Regions from separate parts of the Homo sapiens genome. Here all the other regions are linked to region 2. The links are chromatin loops, found by intact Hi-C in ENCODE. Cell type or tissue: B cell. All regions are shown on one strand. Links, peaks and the distances in the headings refer to the core of each region. The heading gives the core; the rest is flanking DNA.

Region 1 (6,040 bases), core at 499-5,498, 210 kb before region 2:
TTGAAGAGGGGACACACCTGTATGAGGAGGGGACACACCTGTATGAGGAGGGGCTCACCTGTATAAGGAGGGGACACACCTTCCTGAGAAGGGGACACACCTGTATGAGAAGGGGACACACCTGTATAACAGGGGACACACCTGTATGAGGAGGAATTACACCCATATGAGGAGGGACACACCCATATGAGGAGGAAGTATACCCGTATGAGGAGGAAGTACACCCATATGAGGAGGAAGTACACCGAACATACTTGCAGAGGAAGGGAGCCCCCACCATGTGCCAGGGCCCCATGGACATGAGATCATGAGAGACATCTGGTCTGTCTTCTCGCCCACATGTGAGACAGATGGGAAGTTCCAGCATTTTGTTTATAGACTTAGAGAAGGGAATGAGTGGATATTTTTTTTTAGAGAGGTCACAGGACATCTCAGTGGCTTGTTAAAGGACAGCCTTATGAACGGTACCTAGGAATCACGGATGTGGAGTTGGAGGCAGTGTGGGAGCTGAGGGGAGGCCTGCTGCCATGCACCCCTGCTGGTCAGAGCAGATGCCTGGCCAGGAGGCTGACACACCACCTTCAGATTTGGCCGCTGCCACCATCACACCTCTGGGTGTAGTTTGATCCGAGACAGCAGCTTTCCAGCTGCGGGAATTCAGTGGCATGATGACAGCATACACAGGGAGACGGCAAATGTGAAAGCACTGGTCAACTGTCGCACATGTAAATCTAAGTCCATGGCCCACAAAAATCAGCTCTGTGTCTTGGGTTTGAATAATTGTGGGAAAAATAGTAATAATAATAATAACAATAATAAAAAAACTTCTTGGTTTTCTCTCTCTCCATGACTTTCTAGTTCTTTTACTCAGCTCAAAAACTTTCTTAGAAATACAGGTGATGCCATGGAATACTATGCAGCCATAAAAAAGGTTGAGTTCATGTCCTTTGCAGAGACATGGATGAAGCTGGAAACCATCATTTTCAGCAAACTAACACAAGAACAGAAAACCAAACACTGCATGTTCTCACTCGTAAGTGGGAGCTGAACAATGAGAACTCATGGACACGGGGGTTGGGGGGGGGAATATCACACACTGGGGCCTGTTGGGGGGTTGGGGGATAGGGGAGGGACAGCACTAGGAGAACTACCTAATGTAGGTGACAGGTTGATGGGTGCAGCAAACCACCATGGCACGTGTATACTGTGTAACAAATCTGCATGTTCTGCACATGTACCCCAGAACTTAAAGTATAATAAAAAAAGAAGACATGAAAAAAAACCTTTTGTATTTTTAGTGAGCTTATGCAGCTAATAAATTCATTTAAAAAAGAAATACAGGCAACAGCAGTGGCTCTCCACATCAGTGTGTGACAGTCACCAGGCTTTGTCACAATGCATCCTGGTGGGCCGCGCAGAGCCTGGGCCTCAGTGGGGTTGGGCCGGGCCTGACAATCTGCATTTCCAGCACGTCCCAGGTGCCACTGCTGCTGTCATTGGGGCCACACTTTGAGGACCCTGGGTCTGTGACGCCTAGTCCCTTACCTAGAATTTAATTCCACATCCTCTCTTCCCTCCCCCACGTCTGCAAAACGTGGCCTTGAAGGAGTTGTATCAGCAAGACGTTAGACAAGGCAGCTCTTCCCTGTCTCCCCATGGAAAAACCAAGTAAATCATGGGCTTTTCCCTTTGCTGATTGTGCCCTTTGATGCTCAAGACATTTTTAATGTGATGACGTTCAATTTCTTTCTGCCTTTTGTTTCTTGAGCTTTTGGTGTCACATCCGAGAAATTCATTTGCCAAATCCAATGTCATGACGCTTCCCCTATGTTTTCTTCTAAGAAGGTTTTAGCTCTTACATTTAGATCTTTGATCCATGTTGAATTGATTTTTGTATATGGTGTAATGTAAGGGTTTAACGTCATTCCTTTGGATGTGAATATCCAGGTTTCTTAGCACTGTTTCTTGAGAACACTGTCCTCTCTCCACTGAATGGTCTCGGTACCCTTTTCGAAAAGGCAACCCACAGAATGGGAGAAAATACTTGCAAATCATAGATCTGATACGAATTGGTTTCTAGACAATATTAAAAATTCCTACTACTGAACACACACACAAAACAAAGAATCTAATTAAAAAATAGGCACAAGACTTGAACAGACGTTTCTCCAAAGAAGGTAAACAAACAGCCAGTACGCACACGGAAAGAAGCTCAACGTCACTAATCATTAGGGAAATGCAAACCAAAACTGCGAGTTACCGCCTCATACCCACTGGAATGGCTACTGCAAGGGTTAGTGAGAATGTGGGAAAAAATGGAACGCTGTGCACTGATGGTGGGAATGTAAGATGGTGCAGCTGCTCTAGAAAATGGTGTGGCTATTTTCAGAAAATTAAAAATAAAATTGCCATATAGTCAAGCAATTCTTCTAGTTATATAGTGTATTGGTCTGCTCTCATGCTGCTAATAAAGACATACTTGAGACTGGGTAATTTATAAAGGAAAGAGGTTTAATGGACTCACAGTTCCACATGGCTTGGGAGGCCTCACAGTCATGGCAGAAGGGGAATGAGGAGCAAAGTCACATCTTACATGGCGGCAGGTAGGAGAGCGTGTGCAGGGGAACTGCCCTTTATTAAACCATCAGATCTCGTGAGATATTTTCACTGTCATGAGAACAGCATGGGAAAGACCCACCCCCATGATTCAGTTACCTCCCACTGGGTTGCTCCTATGACACTGGGAATTGTGGGAGCTACAATTCAAGATGAGATTTGGGTGGGAACACAGAGCCAAACCATATCATAGACCCAACGAAATTGAAAGCAGGGACTTGAAGAGAATTTATACATCCATATTAATGGCAGCACAATTTATGATGGGCAAAATTTGGAAGCATCTATCCATTGACAGATGAATGTGCAAAGAAAATGTGGAATATCTACTATTCAGCTGAAAAAGGAAGAACATTCTGACACATGTTACAACATGGATGAACCCTAGGGACCATCTACAATGGAAACTAAGCCAGTCACAAAAGGACAAACAATGAACAATGTCACCTGCATGAGGTCCCTAGAGTCCTCACACCCACAGAGACAGGAAGCAGAGGGTGGTTGCTGGGGCCGGGGAGGGTAACGGGCTTAATGTTTCGTGGAGACAGTTTCAGTTCTGGAAGATGAAACTTTCTGTAGACGGATGGTGGTGATTGCTCACGACTGTGTGAATGTACTTAGTGCCACCGACCTATACACTCAAAAGTGGATCAGAGGGTACATTTTGTGTTATGTATATTTTACCATAATTTAAAAAAAGAACAGAAAAAAGAAGACCCTTGCTGAGCTTTACAAGCAACTCAGTCTTGTCTTCAAATATTCTTCATGAATTGAGATGGTGCCAGGTTGCTGTTTAATACCAACAAGCGACAGAGGAAATTCTAAATAAGTTTAGTCACGTTGTAGAAATTTGCTTACGAAACACGAGACTGGAATCAAACTCCTTTAGGGCTTTTCCCCCTCAGTGGAAAGAGTGGATACCTTGTCACTGAACAACGTGATTTTCCCAGGTACAGTTTATTTACAGGCAAAGCCACATCCTGCTTACACTTATGAATAGTTGGCAGCTGGCTTTAGTGAGGATGGATTGCAGGTGAGAGGAGGAACTTTGTTAAGGACCAGATGCTTCCCTGTTCTTTTGCCAGGTGCAAATCAAGCGCCACCTGGAAGAAATGTAATCATTTGAAATGTCTTTAAAAATAGTCACTCTCTGAATTTAAAATGTTAATTTAAAACAATTATGATGAGCAAAATAATTAGGAAATACAGACTTCCTAAGTTAGGGAGCCAGGCTATTCAGACTATGATGATATTGAATTACTTATGTATCATGGATGAAGCAGCTAGATCTAAATGAACAAAAATAAAAAAAAAGAGAAAACAGAAGATTAAAAAGATTAAAAAGAAAACAATTTGATGTGTCTTTATGGAAAGTTAAGCTCTGGCCAGAGCTAAGTTGGAGGTATTGCTGTTTCTTTCTCTAAAAAAGTTTAATGTGTTCGATCCAGTTTTTTCATAGCATTAGAAAAACTCTTTTTGGGATTGTTACTTTTTTAAAAATTAATATTCTTACTACTACTATATTTGAGGGAACTGAGCCATTTACGATTGTCAATTTCCAAATTTCTTCATGGATACAGATTCATTTCTGATTCATTGAACTGCAAACTTATTTTTTATAGGGAAGAACTGACCAAAAGCAAGCGATTTTTATATCTAGAAACTATTCCCCCCTTCTGTCTATTTCTCACCTATCACCACACAAATACGTCTTCCATGAACGCAAGCAAAATAACAAATAATATTAAACAAAAGGGATTCGTTTTTCTTTAATGTATGTCACTTAAAGGATTGTACTAGTTCAGAACTTGGCGAACTCATGCATAGAAGAGTGGTTGAAAAGTTTCACTTATAATAGCACATTCAGAATAGATCATATGGCTATAATTATTTGTATGCTTTTCCAGGCACATTAACTAAGCTAAACTCAATACATCATTTCATGCATAATTAAAGATTTAAGATCAATGAAACTTACTCTCTTTATCTAGTTTCACCTAGGGACCCGGCGAGGGAAAAAGCTTAGAAAACTTTTTAGACGTTATCTACTAGTAAGAACGGAAACCACTGTAATTCCTTGTCCCTGTGTTAAACAATACTGGGACCAGCAAAAGGATCTTCCCTGATTTCTCCAGGAAGTACCTGCCCGTGAGAGCTAAGCCTAGGAACCAACCAACCAAGTCACTTCCTTCTCAACACCAGCAACGGCTCCTGGAGGCTCCTGCCCGGAAGACGTCTGCTCTTCCTACCAACCTAAAGTTTCCTCATTAACTTTGCTCCATACAAGCCAGTTCTTGGCTCTCATGCCTCCCGTCCCCGGCCCAAAACCTATGAACACCCCACACTAATTTTCTGCTCTTAGCTCTTGCCAGGCTGCAACCCCCACCTCTCTCCAGGGGGTCTCGTGAACCCAGCTCTGCCTCAGCAACGATCCTGCAAGGGACCATTTTGGGGACTTGAAGGTTGATGGAATTAATCATCAAGGTGTGCTCGAGACGCGCGGGGCGTGGTAAAAAGGGTCACTAGTGGCCCTTTCTTGCCCTTTCCCCTTAAACATATTTCTCTTTTACTTTGGGTAAAATAAATAGTTGAGACTTCTGTAAGAAAATAGGATCTTCTGACTGCCCGAGAAAGATCAATTTGTGTTTTTCTTTTGAGACAGAGTCTCGCACTGTTGCTGGGGCTGGAGCGCAATGGCACGATCTTGGCTCACTGCAGCCTCCCCATCCCAGGTTCAAGCGATTCTCCTGCCTCAACCTCCCGAGTAGCTGAGATTACAGGCAAGCGCCACCACGCCTGGCTAATTTTTTGTATTTTTAGTAGAGACGGGGGTTTCACCATCTCTGCCCGCCTCGGCCTCCCAAAGTGCTGGGATTACAGGTGTGAACCACTGTGCTGGCAGAAAGATCAATTTCTTTTCTTGGAAAGAGATGACATGGCACAATCTCCTGGGACAGGTTTTCATCCTAAATGATACATTTTGCCTGAACAAAATAAAACCACTCAAAACTACAAAGGAAATCTTCAGAGAATAATTTTCTGGACAACTGGAATAAGAAATAAATTTAGACATAAGGCTCAGCTTGCTGCAGAGGAGTGGTGAGCATGAGGGCTGGCCAGGGCGCTGGACACGACCATTGAGACACACCAGTGTCCACCTCTAACCCTGATTCCAGGAGGGTTCCGAGTTCGCTGGGACAAGCCATCCTCACTTTAAGGTGCCTTCTCATCTCAGGGTCTTTGTCTTCTGATGCTCCTGGGGCCAGGCTTCTCCCAGCTGTGGGTGGAAGGTGCACCCCATTAACCCACACACATAAAAGCGTATTGCTGCAGCTTAGGAGTCTCTGCTATGACTCGGGAAATAAAATGGAATCTTGGGACCCCACACTCACTCTGCCAAAAAGAAAGTTACGCTTCAGAGCTG
Region 2 (6,040 bases), core at 575-5,574:
CCCACGCGACATCTAAAAAACGAAAAAACCAAACTGACTAAAACGTGCACAGAAACACGATTCAGACAGTGGGAGCGGGGTGATCCCTCTTCCCTGGAAGGAGCCTGGAGCCCCACTGCCGGCCCCGGTCACTTTAGTCTGAATTCTCAGCGCGTCTCCAGCTGCAGAACGATGAGGCTGGAATACAACGCCTTTGTCTCTAAGATCCGGGCAATCCCAGCCCAACTTTCAGAGCCTGGTGAACTCGCCTATGCCCACATCTGCAGGGGTAGCTCCTGCTGGGCCCTGCCCCATCTGGGCAACCCATCATGCTGCTTCCAGTAGTTCCTCCGCCTGCCTTCCCTCCTCTCCTCCAGTGTCCTGTGAGACTCCGGGGCAGGGGCTGTCTCCACCCTCTTCCTCCATTGCCTGCCCTGCCTGGGCGACCCATCATGCTGCTTCTGGGTTCATCTGCCTGCCTTCCCTCCTCTCCTCCAGTGTCCTGTGAGACTCCGGGGCAGGGGCTGTCTCCACCCTCTTCCTCCATTGCCTGCCCTGCCTGGGCGACCCATCATGCTGCTTCTGGGTTCATCTGCCTGCCTTCCTTCCTCTCCTCCACTGTCCTGTGAGACCCCGGGGCAGGGGCTGTCTCCACCCTCTTCCTCCATTGCCTGCCCTGCCTGGGCAACCCATCATGCAGCTTCCTGGTTCATCCGCCTGCCTTCCTTGCTCTCCTCCAGTATCCTGTGTCCACCCTCCTCCTCCATCGCCCCCTTCCAGTCTGGGGAGTGGAGCATGCAGAATAGAAGCTCCCTGTGACCGAGCCTGTGCTCACAAAGCACTGGCTACTTCCTGGAGGATAATCATCAATCCCCTTCTGCAGGTGCACTAACAGCACTTGGGTGTTGTTTAGTTTGGTTCAACAAACATTTATTGAGCATTTCACTCTGTGTCAGAAATTATTAATTATTAATATATTCAGATGAGGGAAGCAAAGTCGGTCGTAAGGTCCCACCTTTGGGAAGTTTACAGATGAGTGTGACTATGTATGTTGGATTAAACTGGGGTGGAATGGTGGCCAGTCATGTCAGCCACAGGTAACTGCATGTAATGAGGGGTAAAGAAGGAACGAATAGCTCCAGTATCTGGGGCTCCAGAGCCCCTGGGATTTTGCCCTGTCAACCAGAACACGTAAGGCCCAAGACCCCAGAAAAAGGGTGGATTTGTCTTATAATTGTGCCCCTCTGATGTTTCCTGTTGGGACCCCGTGTATCAGGTGAGCAGTAGCAGAGTTGGATCCAGTGTCGGGGTATCCATGGACACCTGCCCATCCCCAGCCCTGCACCTTGGCCCCAAAGTCTCTGAACTTTTGATCCGCACTGTGTCAGTATACGTCTGGCCTTGCCTTCATTCCACTGCATGTTTAACCACATTCTGATAGAGCAGGAGCATCACCATCTTGGACAAACGCCACCATTTTAAGTTCTCCTTGATTAAAAACCACCTAAATCCAGCCCCAAAACATCAGCCTAATGGCTAATGTCAGCATGACCAGAAACATTCCAACCCTGAGATAAACCCCCCCTCTGACCAGAAACATGCCAACCCTGAGATAACCTCGTCTCCAAACAGAGGCATTCCAACCCTGCAATAAACTTTCCCTCACACAGAAACATTCCGAGCCTGCGATAAGCTCCCCTCCCTAAACCCTTAAATACCCTTAGTCTGTAAGAGAGTGCTCCTGACCGAAATCAGCCAGAAGCCCCTCTCAGGTTTATTTTCCAAAATAAACCTGTCTTTGACTGTGAAGCCACTTTTCATGTTTCCTTTCTTCTTTCTTTAACTCTTACACATTCCCCAGGCCCTGTCCCCGTCGTCACTTTCTCTGGGTCATAATTGGGTACATTCCCAGTGGTTTTGTGTACCTTAGCTAGAGGGAGGGTGGGTTTCCACGGTTTCCTGAGTCACAGATGGCCTATGTCTCACAGGTTATCCCTTTCTTCCCCACCCAAACGTCCTCTCATCTCATCTCCCAATAGAGGAGAAAGAGAATTAGAAAGCTTCACTGCCTTGGGCCAGGTTTCTTTCCTTCATGGTCTTTATTTTACAGGATGCCTTGGAAGTTGTCTGTCTGAAGAGGCAGCTAGGGTTGGGGGAGGGCCCCGGCAAGCACCTAGAGTGCAGACAAGTTAAGCAGAGGGTGGGCTTTAGCCAGGGAAGCAGAGCCAGGGTGGGGAGTACAGAACCAGCCCAGAGCAGAGACAGAGGGAGGGCACCATGTGAGGGTCGGCATTCACCGAGCAGACAGGAACCAGCAGTCACACTGCCCAGGATCCTCTTCCAAACCTGCCTCAGATAATGTCACAATCACTCCCATTGCACAGACAGATACTTCAGGCACTGACTTTCACACACTTGCCCTAAATTTCCCAAGTGCAAAGGGACGGGGAGAATCAGGCACTCAAGTCTCTGGGCAGCTTCACCGTCTTCCCTCTACGGAACCGCACTGCTGCTGGGGAGGGAAAGGGGCTAGGAGCTATAAATCAGGCTGAAGAAAGGGAAATGCAGGCACTGAGGCAGCGGCAGACGCTCTGACAGATGAACCTGCACTGCAGCTGCTCCTCTCAGGGCATGTGCATTGAGCCCAGGAGTCCCCAGGGAGGTCCACACCCTAAGCCCGGGACCCAGACATGTTACTTTTCAGCGTTGAAGGTGCTTTAAGGATGTGGTTAAGGTTACTGACCCTGCAGTGGGAGGATGTCCCAGACTATTCTTGGAAGGGTTATTGGCCCAATCCAATAACCCTTCAAAGCAGAGAACTTTCTCCCACTAAAATCAGAGAGGTTTGGAGGTGAGGGGAGCCCGGTCCACGGGTTTGAGGAGGAATTCATCCAGGCAGCCTCCAGGAGCCCAGGCTGGCCCCAGCGGAGAGGAGATGGGCCTCCATCCTCGGCCTCAGGAACTGAATTCAGCCAGCGCCCTGATTGAACCGGGGCAGGGCCCTCGGAGCCCCCTGCAGAGCTTCCCCATGGACCCCTTCCCCCACCCAGAGCCTGACCTGCCTGCTCTTGGTTCCGGCCTTGCAAGGGTTTTTCAGAGGACTCAGTGCAGCCACGTGGGCCCAGACTTCTGACTCACGGAACCATGAGGTAACAAATGGCATGGTTTTATGCTGCTTAGTTTGTGGTAATTTTACCACAGCTATTAAAAACTAGAGCGAGTTTATTTCCTGTTCCAGAACTGTCAAATCTGGGTGAGGCTAGGGTCTGCAGTGAACTACGGCCCCTCGAAACCCATGGCTTCCAGCAGGCCAGAGACAGAGGACAGCAGGGAGGAGTCCGCAGGCTCCGGTTGCAACAATTCACATCATTTCCGCTCCTGCTGTGACCACGCCGGGTGCCCAGGGTGCTGGGCAGGAAGTTGGGGCGACGTCTCCCAGCAGTGCCCCTCTAGGGGAAGAAGCACTGGCTCCTGACGGGCAGCGGCCACCTCTGCTCTGGTTTCTACGGACCAGACATTTGTACACATGTGGCCTGGGAGCATCAGCAGAACGCCAGGGTGTGACCCAGAGAACTGCCAATCAACCAGACGCGGAACACGACATCACCAGGCAGACACAGGACAAAGCTAAATTTAAGTCCAGTGGATGTGATTAGCTGCAATGTTCAATTGAATTATTTGGTAAACTCAGTTAATAAATTTTATAAATTCAATATATTTTATAGTGTGCAATTAAAGTATTTTAAAAGTGATCAACTATTTTAGAGCAGTTTTCGGTTTACAGAAAAGTTGAGCAGAAAGTACAGAGACTTCCCATACATGCCGCCTCCTTGTACACAGTTTGTCCTACTATTAACATCTTGCATCCATGTGCGCATTGATTACGACTGATGAAGCAGTATTGATGCATTATTATTGGCTCTATTTACATCTGGGTTACTCTGCGTGGTGCGGCTCTGAGAATTGCGACAAGTGCATCTCCCCGCCGTGGCTGCTACAGAGCGCTGCTACAGAGCGCTGCCACTCCCGAAACGCCCTCCGTGCTCCGCCTGCTCATCCCTCCCTCCCCGCCACCCCTGGAAACCATGAATCTTTTTACTGTCCGCGTAGTTTCGCTCTTTTCAGAACATCATAGAGTTGAAATCACATAGTTTGTAACCTTTGCAGATGGGCTTCTTTCACTTAATAATGTGCATTTAAGCTTTCTCTATGTGTCTTCATGACTTGACAAATGAATTTTTTTTTTTTTCTTTGAGACAGAGTCTCGCTCTGTCACCCAGGCTAGAGTGCAGTGACGTGATCTCGGCTCACTGCAATCTCTGCCTCCTGGGTTCAAGTGATTCTTCTGCCTTAGCCTCCCAAGTATCTGGGACTACAGGCACATGCTACCATGCCTGGCTAATTTTTGTATTTTTAGTAGACAGGGTTTCGCCATCTTGACCAGGCTGGTCTGGAACTCCTGGCTTCAGGTGATCTGCTTGCCTCGGACTCCCAAAGTGCTGGGATTGCAGGTGTGAGCCACCACGCCTGGCCAGGTCATTTCTTTTTAGCATGAAATATCATTCCCTGGTCTGAACGTGCTACTGTTTATCCATTCACCCACTGAAGGACATCTGGCTGCTGCCGAGTTTTGGCAATGATGAATAGTGTGGCTGTAAACAGCTGTTTCTGTGCAGTTTCTGTGTGCCTGTGTTTTCACGCCTGTGGGTCAGTGTGCGGGTTTGTGTGTGTCCGCGTTTCCATGCCTGTTGGTCAGTATGTGGGTTTCTGTGTGCCCGTGTTTCTGTGCCTGTGGGTCAGTATGTGGGTTTCTGTGTGTCCGTGTTTCCATGCCTGTTGGTCAGTGTGTGGGTTTCTGTGTGCCCGTGTTTCCATGCCTGCTGGTCAGTGTGTGGGTTTCTGTGTGCCTGTGTTTCCATGCCTGTGGGTCAGTATCAAGGTATGCACTTGCTGAATCGTATGAACAGAGTGTGTTCAGCTTTGCAGGAAACTTCCAGACCACTCTCCACAGTGGCTGCACCATCCTGCACTCCCACCAGCAATGAATGAGGGTTTCTGTTGCTCCACATCCTTCAAAGACCTGACCTAACGACCCACAAATGCTGCTGTCACGGCTTCTTTCTAAGAGGCTTCACGGTCCAGAGAAATGCATTTCACGAATGGCCTTTAGCAGTTGGTAAGAAGAATTGCTGTTTACGGCGAGCAGGCTGTGTGCTGGGCATCTCTCATGTTCATCATCTCATTTCATCATCTCGGTCGTCTGGTAGGAGTGCACTAGCCTCCCTCAATTTCTGACAAGTAGCTGAAGACTGGGGAGATGAAGTAACTTCTCAAAGATCACAGTCAGCAGACGGCAAGGGGAACGTGGGACTCCCATGCGGCTGACTCTGGGGGCCCTGCCATCCCCAGCCTAGGGCGCTGTGTGCTGCATCCTCATCGCTCTGTTGCCAAATGGCTCCTCAAGACTGCCAGAGTTCTTCTGTGCCCCACTGAGTTGCGTGGGCTTAATTGCTTAGAATGAGATGGCAGAAGAAATGTTGAGAAGGGAAATCAAGAAAACAGATGGCATTCAGGAGGCCACAGAACCGAAAGAAAGAACACCAGGGACCCATGAGATTCAAGGTGAGTCATGCCGACACCTTGACCAGGGGCAAGGGGGAAGGAGCCCCCGTATTTTGTCATTAAAATCTCTAGAGTTGCCAGAACTTCTTGTATTAAGTTTCACTTTTCCCACAGGAAGTACTGGAATCATAATTAAAGGAAAAAAAAGCTTAGGTCACTGCTAACTTCCAACTTCAACATCTTTAATTTTAGTTATTTCCCCTGGCTCCCTGGCTTATTGCCCTAGATCTTTCCTTAATATTTAAGACTTCATATAACAATTAATATAAAAGCTTCACCGCCGTTTCCAGCTCATTGGAAATGCACGTGAGTGGGCGTTGTGCGCAGACACTGAGCGTGGCTGGGGGAGACGCCACAGAAACAGAGGACGCACCCCGACGTGGGGAACTCGCATCCACCCAGGGAACGGCACACATCTGCCTCCACTGCCAATGCAGGA
Region 3 (6,040 bases), core at 738-5,737, 84 kb before region 2:
CTGTGAATTCGGGGGACACATACAGCCTGGAAGAGGCAGCTATTTCAGTTACCTGACATAAGGCAGGAGGGGCTATGTTGGCAGAGTGGAGAGGAAAGAGGATTTGAGGGGTGATCTCAGGATGTTGAGTGGCACTGCCAGGAGATCCAGGGGCAGCGATTCAGGGGCTGAGTTGACAGAAAAACAGAAGTCAAAAGAGAAACCATGGGCAGCAACATTGTAACAGGTAACAGGGCTGCAACATTGTAATAGGTAACTCAACTTCCTGACTCCCTTGTACAGGTTATTAAGCTGAATTGGTTTTGTGGGTGAATTAAGATTATTGATGGACCAGAATGAATCAATAGAAGTAAAACCTTAATAAGTAGTGCTAATTAATTCACCCCTCATGGAACGGCTTGCTTGTGATTGGATTTTATGAACAGAGCAATTCTACTGTTTTTGTTTCTTAAAAAAAAATTAAAACTAATATATTCCCCTGGCTGCTAAGAAGCTGCTATAAATTAAAAGCCAGTCTGCTCAGCTCATTAAAAAGGTAGTGGCTGGATTCTGTAGTCTCAGTGCTGATTATTTTTCTGGGAGGGAAATGCATGCTTGTTCTGGCAACTCACAGGTGGTGATCGTGGAGAATAATGGGTCTTAAAGATGCCAAAGCAGCACATTTCATAGCAGAGACATGGGAGAAAAGTAAGCAGATGGGCATGCAGCACTCAGCACCAGCACTGCCGGGTCAGAGGGGCCCTGGAGCCCCTTCCTGTTTGCACACACTGGAGACACATGCGTGCAGACGCTGCTCTGAGGGGCTCTGTGCACAGCCACCCTCTCTCTCCCTCAGTCCTCAGCCTCCTCCCCACCTGCTCCTGCGCCTCTCTGGCCCTGGGGTGGAGGAGGGTGGGAGGTTCAGCTGGGGGACTCTGTGGGATCCCCCTGTGGTCAAGCTCCATGGTTTCCAGATGGGGTCACAGAGACCGAGAGAGCCTGGCGGTTTGGCTCTGGCCTTGGGGCAGTGCCAGGGTCGTTTCTGAATCAGCTCAACCCAGTCCACCTGCATCCCTCCTCCACTGCACATTGCTCAGGAAACCCTTCCTGTCAGAGAGCCCATGAAGCCCCTCAAGTCAGAGAGGGGCACCTATAGCTGCAGAGCACAAAGCGCATGGGAGGGGTACTCCGGGGCCATGGGAGGGGGCTCAGGGTCACTAAAGGGAAGTTCAGGATCCATGGGAGGGGGCCCAGGGCCACTCGGCGGGGGGGTCAGGGTCACAGGAGGGGGCCCAGGGTCACAGGAGGGGGCTCAGGGCCACGGGAGGGGGCTCAGAGTCACAGGAGGGGGCCCAGGGTCACAAGAGGGGGGTCCACGGTCACAGGAGGGGGGTTCAGGGTCACAGGACAGGTCTCAGGGTCACTGGAGGAGCTCAGGGTCACAGGACAGGTCTCAGGGTCACAGGAGGTGGCTTAGGGTCACTGTAGGGCTCAGGGTCAAAGGAGGGGGCTCAGGATCACTGGAGGGGCTCAGGGTCACAGGATGGGTCTCAGGGTCACAGGATGGGTCTCAGGGTCACAGGAAGTGGCTTAGGGTCACAGGAGGGGGCTCAGAGTCACAGGAGGGGGCTCAGGATCACTGGAGGGGCTCAGGGGCCATTGCAGGAGGGCTCTCCCTGCTGGACTTCCTGCAAATACGGTAGCAGCAGTTCATGCTATGGTTCTGTGGTGCTGGCAGGAGCCGAGAGGACTGAGGGTCCCGTGAACTGCAGGTGGGACCCCAGGGATAAGCAGTGCTAGGTCTGTGTCTCCATCCAGCGATCTTCGGTCTCAAGTGGGTGAGGGGCACTGTGCAACCCCCGTTTGGAGACAGGTGATCATCAGTCTGTAGTGAGCGGAGGGGCGCTGTGCACCCTCCAGTTGGAGATGGAGCAGCTGTGTTTCCTGAAGCTTTGAGCCCTGAAACCCACATCCCCAGGGTCTCTCAAGGAAAGGCCCTTGGGGACAATGGCTGCAAAACACATTGAAGGTGGAGGATGAGGAGGGGCGTGTGGACTTCGTCAAGTGCGATTCAGTCTGCTGTGTGGCCCTGGGGCAGCAGCTGCTTGCCCTCTCCAAGCCTCAGTTCCCCTTCTGGTCTTGGAGGCAGTGAGGTGTCTCCAAGGGGCTGGGGCTGGGTGACAGCGGGCCTCAGGCTCTGGGTAGGTTGCTGGCCCGGGGAGGCTCAGCAGGTGCAGTGGTTGCTGTCCCCTTGGGTTCCCATGGCTGATTGAACAGATTCAGTGCAGTTCTCACGAAGGACCCTCCAACTTTCTCCACCTTGTAGAGCCCTAGGCCTGGGGTGGCTCAGACACAGCAAGGAAAGAAGCCCAGGTGCGCTCTGGTGTAAGGCCATCCAGAAGCTGCAGTGATACCCTCATGCACACAGGTGGTGGGTGGAAAGAAGCTCAGGTGCATCCTGGTGCAAAGCTGTCCCGGAAACTGCAGTAATACCCTCATGCACACAGAAGGTGGATGGAAAGAAGCTCAGGTGCATCCTGGTGTAAGGCCATCCAGAAGCTGCAGTGATACCCTCATGCACACAGGAGGTGGATGGAAAGAAGCTCAGGTGCATCCTGGTGTAAGGCCATCCAGAAGCTGCAGTGATACCCTCATGCACACAGAAGGTGGATGTTGTTTATTGAAATTAGAATCTGATCAGGTCTCCTTTATTTGGTCTGGTGACTCTATCCAAAAGCAGTGGGGCTTGTCCCCAGACTAGCACTGACGTCATTGAGACCAGGGCCTCCGACCAGGGCTGGCAGCTGTGAACGTGCCAGGCTGTACGAAGGCCTTGTGGCTGTGGCTGGTGAGGGTGGTGCCCAGGGGACGGTGGGAAAGGACGGTGGGTGGAGCGAATGTGCAGCCCCACCATCCCTGCCGCACACGACACACAGGGAGCAGCCCAATGTGCTGCATGTGAGCTGTGTCCCCCAAAGTCCCATGCTGAAGCCCTAACCCCCAGGACATCAGACGGTGACTGTATTTGGAGATCGGGATCTTCAAACAGGTAATTAAGATAAAATGAGATCATTAGGATGGGCACAAATCCGATCTGCCTGGTGTCCTTATAAAAAGAGGAGATGAGGACACAGACACAACCAGAGGGACAACCCTGTGAGGACACAGGGAGAAGACAGTGGCTGCAAGCCATGAAGAGAAGCCTTAGGCAGAGCCAGCCCTGTGGACACGCTGATCTCAGACTCCAGCCTCCAGGACTGTGGAAGCAGGAAAGTCAGTTGCTCCAGCCACCCCATCTGCGGGGCTTCTTTCAGCAGACCCAGCAAAGCAAGGCGGTGTGTGCTGTATATCATTTATACCTCTTCACCACCCCATAGGATGGAAATTTGAACGAGGTGAACTTAAGGGGTTCCCAGCACTTCCCGCAGCGGAACAGATGGCACGTGCAGAGGCAGGAGGGCCAGGCAGCAAAAAAGAGCAGGTGACAAAGCATGAAGTCACACTCATCCCTGTTTTGAATACACATTTAAAAATATTGCGTTACTAAAATTTTCTTATTTTTCTTTAATGAGTTCATGTTAATTGTGACATTTTTAAATTAAAAATATAAACAACTTAGTTTCATTTTATCACTGCAAGCGACTTTGAAACCTGCGTGAGGCTTTATTTCTAGGACAGACTTGAGCTTGAACAAGTCACTGGCAGTAGTGAGCTGGGAGCTGTGCTGGTGCAAAGGCAGCCCCGCCTGTGAGTGCTCGGCTTCCTGGGGCCCTTGGCGTGGGTCTGGAGGCTCCCCTGGCAGCCGTGGGTGCTGTCGGGCCGGGTACCCAAATCCTTGGCTGAACCACTGTTCTCCATGAGCTCACACTGTGTACCATGTTACCCCAAACACACACACACACAGAGAGAAGTGTGTGCACACACATGCTCATGCACACTCACACAGACTCAGGCACACATTCACGCCGCACACAGGTACCTATGTTTATACACACAGGTACTCGTTTACAGACATGTCCCCCCCATATATGCACACACACGCATATACACACACCTACAAACACCACCAGCACCCACAGGCCCACACTCATGCATTCTCCCTGGGGCCCTGGGAGAGCTTCCCCATGCGCCTGGTGAGGCTGGGCGCTGGGGTCTGGGGTGGGACACAGAGGAAGGATGCCGCAGCCAGGGGCAGAGGTGGGCAGGGACCAGCAAGCCTGGCCCATCAGGGCAGGAGGCAGGTGGATAGCGAGCGGGATGGATCAGGATACCACGAGGTGGGAGAGCCCCAGGTGCCCACACTGCCTCAGTTTACCCTGCCTTCCAGCTCTGATAGGCTGGCATCCTCCTAGCACACCGCTTTATATCAAGTACTTAGAGTCAGGCAGGTGAAGATGCTCAGCGGTCACAGACCTGTCATCTGGGAATGTCGGTCACCTGTTCGAGGGCAAATACACTGTTTCCCATGAGGCTTAGAGCCCTGGCAAAACCACACAATGAATAGAAGGCACAATTTACATCCTCCTACGATTGCCTGCGTTAGACTCAGCCACATGGTTATGTGTGCCGCTGAATCATGTAATTTCTGCATTTTTTAAAGAAAGATGAAAATGGAGAAATTATAGTATGCACATAACAGCAAGTTAATCATCAGTTGGTCGGAATCAAGAGAATTGTTGACTATGATTTGAGAGATTGTGACTCAGCTGTAAAGAGTACATGAGGAAACAGGCGCTCAATGAAAGCGATCCCTTTCTGATTTGACAGTCAAGGGGTGGAAGGGACTCTAAAATACTCTCCAGTGAGGCAGCATGTCACAGACACAGAGCATCTCACTTTTCTAAGTGAAGCAGAAATACTTCCTAAAAAATAAAATAAAGACTCCAAATCTGAGCTAGTTGATTTAAATATGCTAGTTTATCATGTGAGAAAGAGGAAGGACGAACTTCTCAACAGAAGGCGAATTCCTTGGCCCCAACTGACACCTCTGAGGTTACCGCTGGTGACTTCTCATCCCAAACCCTCATCACACTTGGTCTGACTTCTGAGTGGTCCAGACATCCTGCACAGGCTGGCCATGGATGCCCAGGTGGCATTCTCTCCCCGAATCTCCCCAGACATGCCTGGTGTCTCTAGCAGCCGCTCACCTTTCAGGACTCAGGGGCTCCCTTTTGAAGTCTTGTCTGTTCACCCAGTAAACATTAGTTATCCCTGTTCACGAAAACAGTCTCCACTCCCCCAGGAATGTACAACTTGGACGAGGCAGACGAGCGAGTCACCAGTTGCTGAACAGTGCCCCCGAATTGTCTATGCTGTGTGCCAGATTTCTTTCTTATTTTTAAAAAACCTTTATCATGGTTTCAGGAGTACATGTACGTGTTTGTTGCACAGGTAAATCGCGTGTTGCCAGGGTACATTGGTGTACAGATTATTTCACCACCCAGCTCATATGCAAAGTGGCTGATAGATGGTTTTTCAATCCTTGCCCTCCTCCTGCCCTCCACCATCAAGCAGGGTGTGTATTGGTCCTTCTTTGTGTTCATGAAGTCTCAACATCTAGCCCCCACTTATAAGTGAGAAAATGTGGTGTTTGGTTTTCTGTCCTGCATTAGTTCGCTTAGGATAATGCTATGCCATATTTCTAAAATTGTGTATATATGTTGGTCTGGCATTGTAACTTATCTCTTCACGGGTCTTTCTTTCTGAGATGAGAAAATTTGTCTTAAGGCTTTTTTTTTTTTAGAGATTTCATTTTATTTAGAGCAGTTTGTGGTTCTCAGCAAAGAAGGTAGAGAGAGCTCCCCTGTACCTCCTCCCCACAAATGCACAACCACCCCGTTATCAAGTCCACAGATTAAGCTGGGGCTTACGCTTGGTGTTGAACCTTCTATGGGCTTGGACCGGTGGAGAGTGTCTTGGATCCACATTGGAACATCACACAGAGCAGCGTCCCTGCCCTAAAAATCCGCCATGCTCCTTCTGTTCCTCCCTCCTTCCCCACAAGCCCTGGCCACCACTGGTATGTTTTCATAGCTTTATGTTTTCAGAATATACACCTTAT
Region 4 (6,040 bases), core at 642-5,641, 170 kb before region 2:
TGTATTGAAGGGAGAAGATGCACAGTTCCTAGAGGTGCCACATCGGCTACTCATTCATCTTTGAGTTTTGTGGTTGGGCCAATTATCTCAAGCTCTACTGTAAACCTCGTTAGAGGAAAAACACAATGAAAATGTGTGTGTGCATGTGTATGTGTGTGGACGCCTGTGTGTGTGTGTGTGTGTGTGTGTGTGTGTGTGTGTTGTTAAGCACATCTCAGAGATGCTTTCTAGATGGCATCTATTCCAGGTTTATCTGTTTGGGAGATGATAAATAGAATTCTTAATTATTGCATTATTCTCTCTAAATTCCAGATCATTAATATATTCTACAGAGGTAACTCTAGATGGATAATTAAGTAAATCATCTGGAGAGTCGAACAATATAGACACAAAGTCTGCACATTTCAGGTGGAGCTATTAAAAACACCAAGGTCTTTAGGGACTGGCTGTGTCTGGCCAGAGTTAATCAAGCTAGGTTTATAACAGATTTGCTTTGGCTGTATATTAAGCAGTTAGGGCTGCTTTCATACAAATATATTCTACTGTGTCTTCCTTGGACTGTGTTTTATTTTCTTATTTTTGACAGAAATATGGGTATACAGACCTCAAGAAAAAGCAGGGGTGCAAAAGAAACGACGGCCAGCCATCAGCATCAGCCTCAGAACTGAGGGTGACCAGGGTTGGTGGGGACTGACCAGAGACACCATGACTCATTGCTACCACATGGGAAGGTATCCAGGACTGCCAGATATTTCAGGAGGAGCCAGAAATCTCGATTTACTGGTGTAAGAGAGTCCCACATTTAAAATGCAAGAGGAGTGAACGTCACTGGAATTGAGATAGATGAAGTACATGTAACTGGTTTAGGGTTGGAAGAGGAAAGAAGAGAGAACACGCGAATCTCTGTTCTAAGTCTCCCACTCAGACCTCCCACACAGACCTCTGTGCTCTCAGTGCTCATTGTGTGTGAGAATTATCTGCAAGAACTCTAGAAAGTCGTGGAGCCCTGGGCCCCACCAGAGAGGCTCATCAGCTGCACGCGTGGGTGCCGTGGGAGCCCGGATGCTGGGGAGGCCGGATTTCAGCCCTGCTCCCCTTGGCCAAGGCCTTGGATAGCAAACCTGGAAAGTCAAACCAAATCCATCTACGACTGGGTGAGACTCAGGTGAAGGGTTGTCAAGTTATCTGGTGATTCTGATGCAGCATTAGGGTTGGGAACCCCAGTAACATTTAAATTACTTGAGCTCTTCAGTTGCAAGTTATTGAAAACAAGTGAAAACAAAAAGACTAAATAAACATTCTCCACACACACACTCACACTTCTCGTAAACAGAATTTGGCAAGATAAGCTCTTGCTGGTCTGGGAGCTGGACTTCTTTATAGCTCTTGAGGGGAAGGAGAGGAGGTGCCTGCTGCTGAGTGGAGACCCTGTGGGCTCACCCATGCCCTGCCCTGACCTGCTCCCGGCCCTGGGTTGTGGGCGAAGCTATAGCCTCACACTTCATTTTGGGCCAAGGGTTAGGTGGGGTAAATAAAGGTCATGGAACATGACTTGGGATATCTGACTTATTCCTAAAGTGTAGTTGGAATAAAGCAGGAAGAAAAGAATATAGACATTTGGGAACGGACATGGTTTAGGGAAAAAGTTTAGGTATTACAAAATGTGCAAAAAGATGTTTGTTTTGCAATTTATGTTTTCAGGCTGGTGTGAACTAAATACAGATTGACAGCTCTGAAGAACCAAGAGTGGTCAGAAAAACAAAAGTGTGGTGGTAGCTCTTCACCTACTGGGAGTTAAAAACACGTGCCGCGGGTGTGAGGAGAGCTTGGCATGATTCCACAGAGGAGGAAGAAAAAAGGAAACAAACAAACAAACAAACAGATGAAAGGGAATTTGTTGAATTTACAATGAATTAGAGTCTTTCCATTGTACTAATTTAAAAGTTAATATATCAGCTTCAAATTTTTCATAAATTGTGGTAATTTCCAAGAAGGTCATCTACATGTTTCTTGGTTTGCTTTGAGAAAGCACTCAATATAAAGAATCCATTCCATTACTTTTTATGTATTAAAATCTCTCTTAAGCATCTGACTATTTCATAATTTATAAGCTAGTGTAGACTTTTGAGGCAAGCATTTTCTTTGAAAAGATACAGACATTATCTCAGATTTGGCAAAGAAAAAAAAAAAGGATGTACAAACATCCTACAGTTGGCACTGCCTTTTAAAGCACATCCAAAAATGACCCACAGCAAAGTGACAATGGTAATATTTGCTCACATCACATGAGCAGGTCTGAGTAGCCAATGACCTGTGTCTGGGTTGCTGGTGTGATGTATTACAGTTTCTACAATTTGCTGCAGGCAGAAATCTTAATTAAGGCCTTTCCTAAAGAGTGACCTTCAGGGAGGGCATTACTGAATTGGTGTGAAAATAGACAAGTGGCCAAATTGCCCTGGTGGGACGGTGGAGAACTTGGATATCTCTCTCCCACCAAAGAATGGGCTGTGCTGGATATAGGCCAGGCTGCAGGATCAATGATCAATGATCAATGAGCCCTGCACCCCATGAAATAGCCTAACACTGGGGAGACGTGAAAGGGAGGACTTTTCTTTTTGGCGAATGCACGTCCGCTCCTCACACTGGAATATTCTGCATCTCCCTGCATGCATGTCTTCTCTGTGAATTCTGGGCCTGCGCGAGTCTGAGAAGAGCAATGCTCCCTAACAGCATACGTGTATCTGTGTTTCCTCGGGGGAAAACGCTCGCATATCTGCGGTCCTTGACGATATCGTCTGACAGGTTTTAGAAGGAGATGGTTTCTTCTTGGTCAGCAAACCAGGATGAGATGGGAACACATTCCGATCTGATCAGGGAGACCTTATACAGTGTTTGCCCTCCTTTTTGAGAGAAATTGGAAGGCATCCTCCACTAAGGTGAAGATGGATTGTGCAGCTTCAGGGGGCACAGGCTCCTGGCCGGGTGCCAGCAAGCGCGACTGCGCACCTCGGATCAGTGAGGCTTGCTTCTGCCAGATTTCTCGCGGCTGTGTGAAGTATTGCAGCCAAATGTCTCTCAATTTGCTCATTTCTTGGCCAAAGTTACTCCCTGATACTTAAACTCTAAGACATTGATCAACTTCTCATGCACTTGTGGAGGCCCACGGATGCATCTGACCTTCCCTTTCAGCAAGGCGTGACCGTGCCTCTCTGGGAGCTTCTGCACCGGATGCACCTGACCTTCCCTTTCAGCAAGGCGTGACAGTGCCTCTCTGGGAGCTTCTGCACCGGATGCACCTGACCTTCCCTTTCAGCAAGGCGTGACCGTGCCTTTCTGGGAGCTTCTGCAATCAGGGCAGTGGATCTACCCAAGTCGTCTGGTCACAGTTCTCAGTATCCTCTGATCTAACATTTTCCTGTGAGTCCAGAGGAACAAATACCTTCACAGCCGCCACTTAATGTGTTGCCCATTAGTAGCGGATCCGCAAGTCTCGAGCTTTCTGTTTGCATTAGCGGAAGAAAAACAACAAAGTCAATCTCAGAGTTTTTTAAACCACTGGGAAAACTATAAAGATGGCAAATGCTTTTGAGTAACAATTATTAGGCAGAAGACACCACGGTTATTTCAACCTGCCTGGTCTTTAGGTAAGACGAACTCTGAACTTCTCAAACCAGCACTTTCTGAAGCCTAGAAGAAGAATATGTAAGGAAGAAGAGACTCCAACACAATTGTATACAAGAAATGCTGGATGAGGGATCCTAATAATTAGCATATTAGGATCAAACACTCTTGGGTGTCTCTCTTGGGTGAAATATCTGGTGAGCCTGAATGAGAGGGGGTCAAAATACTGTGGGATATTTAAATTAAAATGTCTCCATACACCACATACTTTCATATCATGAGGGTCTGTCTAGGCAAGCTGCTGCTACAGGTGCACGGACAACAAAGACCTCAGCCTTGCAGCTGACTGACAATTTTGTGATAAACAGAAGCACACGTTAGCTGTCAGGTAAGTGAGCCTGTGCAAGATGCTGTCATCAGAGAATACATGAAAAACCAGGAGGCCCAGGAGAAGAAGCAACACTAACAACGGCCTAGGAGAAGAAGCAAGCCTAACGCCAGCCCCTTTAGTGGAAGGCTTCACCCAGGACTTGCCTTGGGAACTTGCCCTGGAGGAAGAGTAGGATTCCACCACTCAGAAAGGCAATAATGGGATGATAATAGCAGGCAATAGTATACTATAGATTATATGGAAATAATAATTAAGAATAGTAGGTTAAATGTTAAGATAACCTTATATCTGAAAGCACTTAACTGTTTACAAGGTAAGTTCCAATATATTAATTCAAATGACCACTGAAAAAATCCTCTGAGGTTTCTTTTACTACTGCTTTTAATTTTTATTTTAATTTAATTTTGTTTTTCTGAGACAGAGTCTCGCTCTGTGGCCCAGGCTGGAGTGCAGTGAGACAATCAGGGCTTACTGCAACCTCTGCCTCCTGGGTTCAAATGATTCTCCTGCCTCAGCTTCCCCAGTAGCTGGGATTACAGGTGTGTGCCATCCTGCCCAGCTAATTTTTGTATTTTTAGTAGAGATGGGGTTTCTCCATGTTGTCCAGGCTGGTCTTGAACTCCTGACCTCAAGTGATCTGCTCTCTTTGGCTTCCCAAAGTGCTGGAATCACCCGCCTGAGCCAAGACAGCCAGCCTGCTATTGTTTTTTTAAATAAGCCGTTAAATGGCTCACCCAAGACAATATACACATGAAAGTAAGAATCCAGAGCTGAACTTGGTTCTCTGTTTCCAAGGACCATACCCCAGTTGTCTCATGAACTACATACGTCAGCAGATAGGATGCCATGTCTAAGCCTTACAGGATTACCATGCTGAAGGAAGAGGACCTTGAAGTCCACATCATGGCAGGTGCTTCATATCTCTTAGGAACAATGAAAAAGTAACTGGCCAGAGGAAATGCCTTCTGCAGTCCTCACAATTTTATAATTTCTTTTTGTTTATGTATTTATTTAATTGTTATTATTTTTTAAGAGACAGACTCTTGCTCTGTGGCCCAGGTTGAAGGGCAGTGGCATGATCATGGCTCACACAAGCCTCAACCAGGCTTAAGCAATCCTCCCACCTCAGCCTCCCAAGTAGTTGGGATTACAGGTGTAAGCCACCACACCCGGCTAATTGTTTTTATTTTTTGTAGAGACAGGGTTGTGCCACGTTGCCCAGGCTGGTCTGGAACTCCTGGGCTCAAGCAATCCTCCCATCTTGGCCTCCTAAAGTGCTAGGATTACAGGCATGAGCCACCGTGCCTGGCTTATTATTTCTTTTTAGGAACCATTTTGAAACCTTTTATTTAACTGGAGTTTTACAATCTTACTGACACCTAGCATTTGTGTGCCTACAGAATGTTAAGAAATCCTGATAACTCAAAAAAGCCCATTCTTTGTTTCACCATTTTGTCAGCTCTAGAGTCATCCTGCCTGACAATTAGCAGGGCCAATTCATAAGGAGTCCCAAAACCAACACACACTGTTTTTGTGGAAATTAAAAATGGAATAAACAAAGTCAGATGTAATGAGACCCACAGTCTGGAGAAAATCCTACCCCTAGACTTGACAATGAGCCTGCCATAACCTACCTTTCTTTATGTTTTTGTGTATACATGCTACCCCTCAACAAGGCAAGGAGCTTGTCTGTAGCAAGATTTCAGAAAAAAAGAAAAAGAAATCAGAGTGGAAAGACCTTTCTGTCTCCGCTGTTCATGGCTGAGTGATTCGCCTCTTTGAGTTGTAGTTTCTCCTGTTAAAAAGTAGATAAATTTCCCTTGCTTGTCTAACTGGATTGTTGTAAAAATCAAAGGAGATAAGACAGCAGAAAGCTACTTCTAATTTGTAAATTGCTACAAAATGAGAGTTATTGTTATGTATCTCTCTTGGCCTTTAATAGTTGTTGATAAGATCATTTTTGTGATATAAGCATCACTCATTTGTTCTATAACTCTTCATTGAGTTTCTGCTTTTTGATTTAGGGAA

Evidence for each region. A loop is a pair of places that touch in the nucleus more often than their neighbours do. Peaks named below come from ENCODE experiments on the same cell type or tissue, not always from the same donor. Only the 100,000 strongest peaks of a DNase experiment are listed, where the experiment ranks them.
Region 1: a loop joins it to region 2, with 17 times the contacts of the local background. A loop is called at or near these places in 1 of 110 quality-filtered maps.
Region 3: a loop joins it to region 2, with 20 times the contacts of the local background. A loop is called at or near these places in 1 of 110 quality-filtered maps.
Region 4: it touches region 2 in a loop (28-fold over the local background); 1 of 110 quality-filtered maps calls a loop at or near these places.

Annotation. Positions count from the first base shown.
Region 1 is chr10:1,451,542-1,457,581 of GRCh38, forward strand. The region is part of intron 1 of ADARB2 (adenosine deaminase RNA specific B2 (inactive)); the gene reads right to left. Among named protein-coding and RNA genes, the nearest start is that of ADARB2-AS1, 72 kb to the right of the region's middle. In B cell, for the core only: no CTCF peak of the experiment used is centred there; a DNase peak (open chromatin) is centred at 3,110; H3K4me3 peaks cover 780 bases; H3K27ac peaks cover 1,441 bases.
Region 2 is chr10:1,659,406-1,665,445 of GRCh38, forward strand. The region is part of intron 1 of ADARB2 (adenosine deaminase RNA specific B2 (inactive)); the gene reads right to left. Among named protein-coding and RNA genes, the nearest start is that of ADARB2, 75 kb to the right of the region's middle. RefSeq lists enhancers at 1-263, 264-815, 3,242-3,741. In B cell, for the core only: no CTCF peak of the experiment used is centred there; DNase peaks (open chromatin) are centred at 2,636 and 3,196; H3K4me3 peaks cover 1,301 bases; H3K27ac peaks cover 953 bases.
Region 3 is chr10:1,574,796-1,580,835 of GRCh38, forward strand. All of the region lies in intron 1 of ADARB2 (adenosine deaminase RNA specific B2 (inactive)), which reads right to left. Among named protein-coding and RNA genes, the nearest start is that of ADARB2-AS1, 51 kb to the left of the region's middle. In B cell, for the core only: no CTCF peak of the experiment used is centred there; a DNase peak (open chromatin) is centred at 2,776; H3K27me3 peaks cover 415 bases.
Region 4 is chr10:1,486,047-1,492,086 of GRCh38, forward strand. All of the region lies in intron 1 of ADARB2 (adenosine deaminase RNA specific B2 (inactive)), which reads right to left. Among named protein-coding and RNA genes, the nearest start is that of ADARB2-AS1, 38 kb to the right of the region's middle. RefSeq lists an enhancer at 3,033-3,082 and a silencer at 3,225-3,391. In B cell, for the core only: a CTCF peak has its summit at 2,944; DNase peaks (open chromatin) are centred at 3,245 and 3,959; H3K4me3 peaks cover 359 bases; H3K27ac peaks cover 1,031 bases.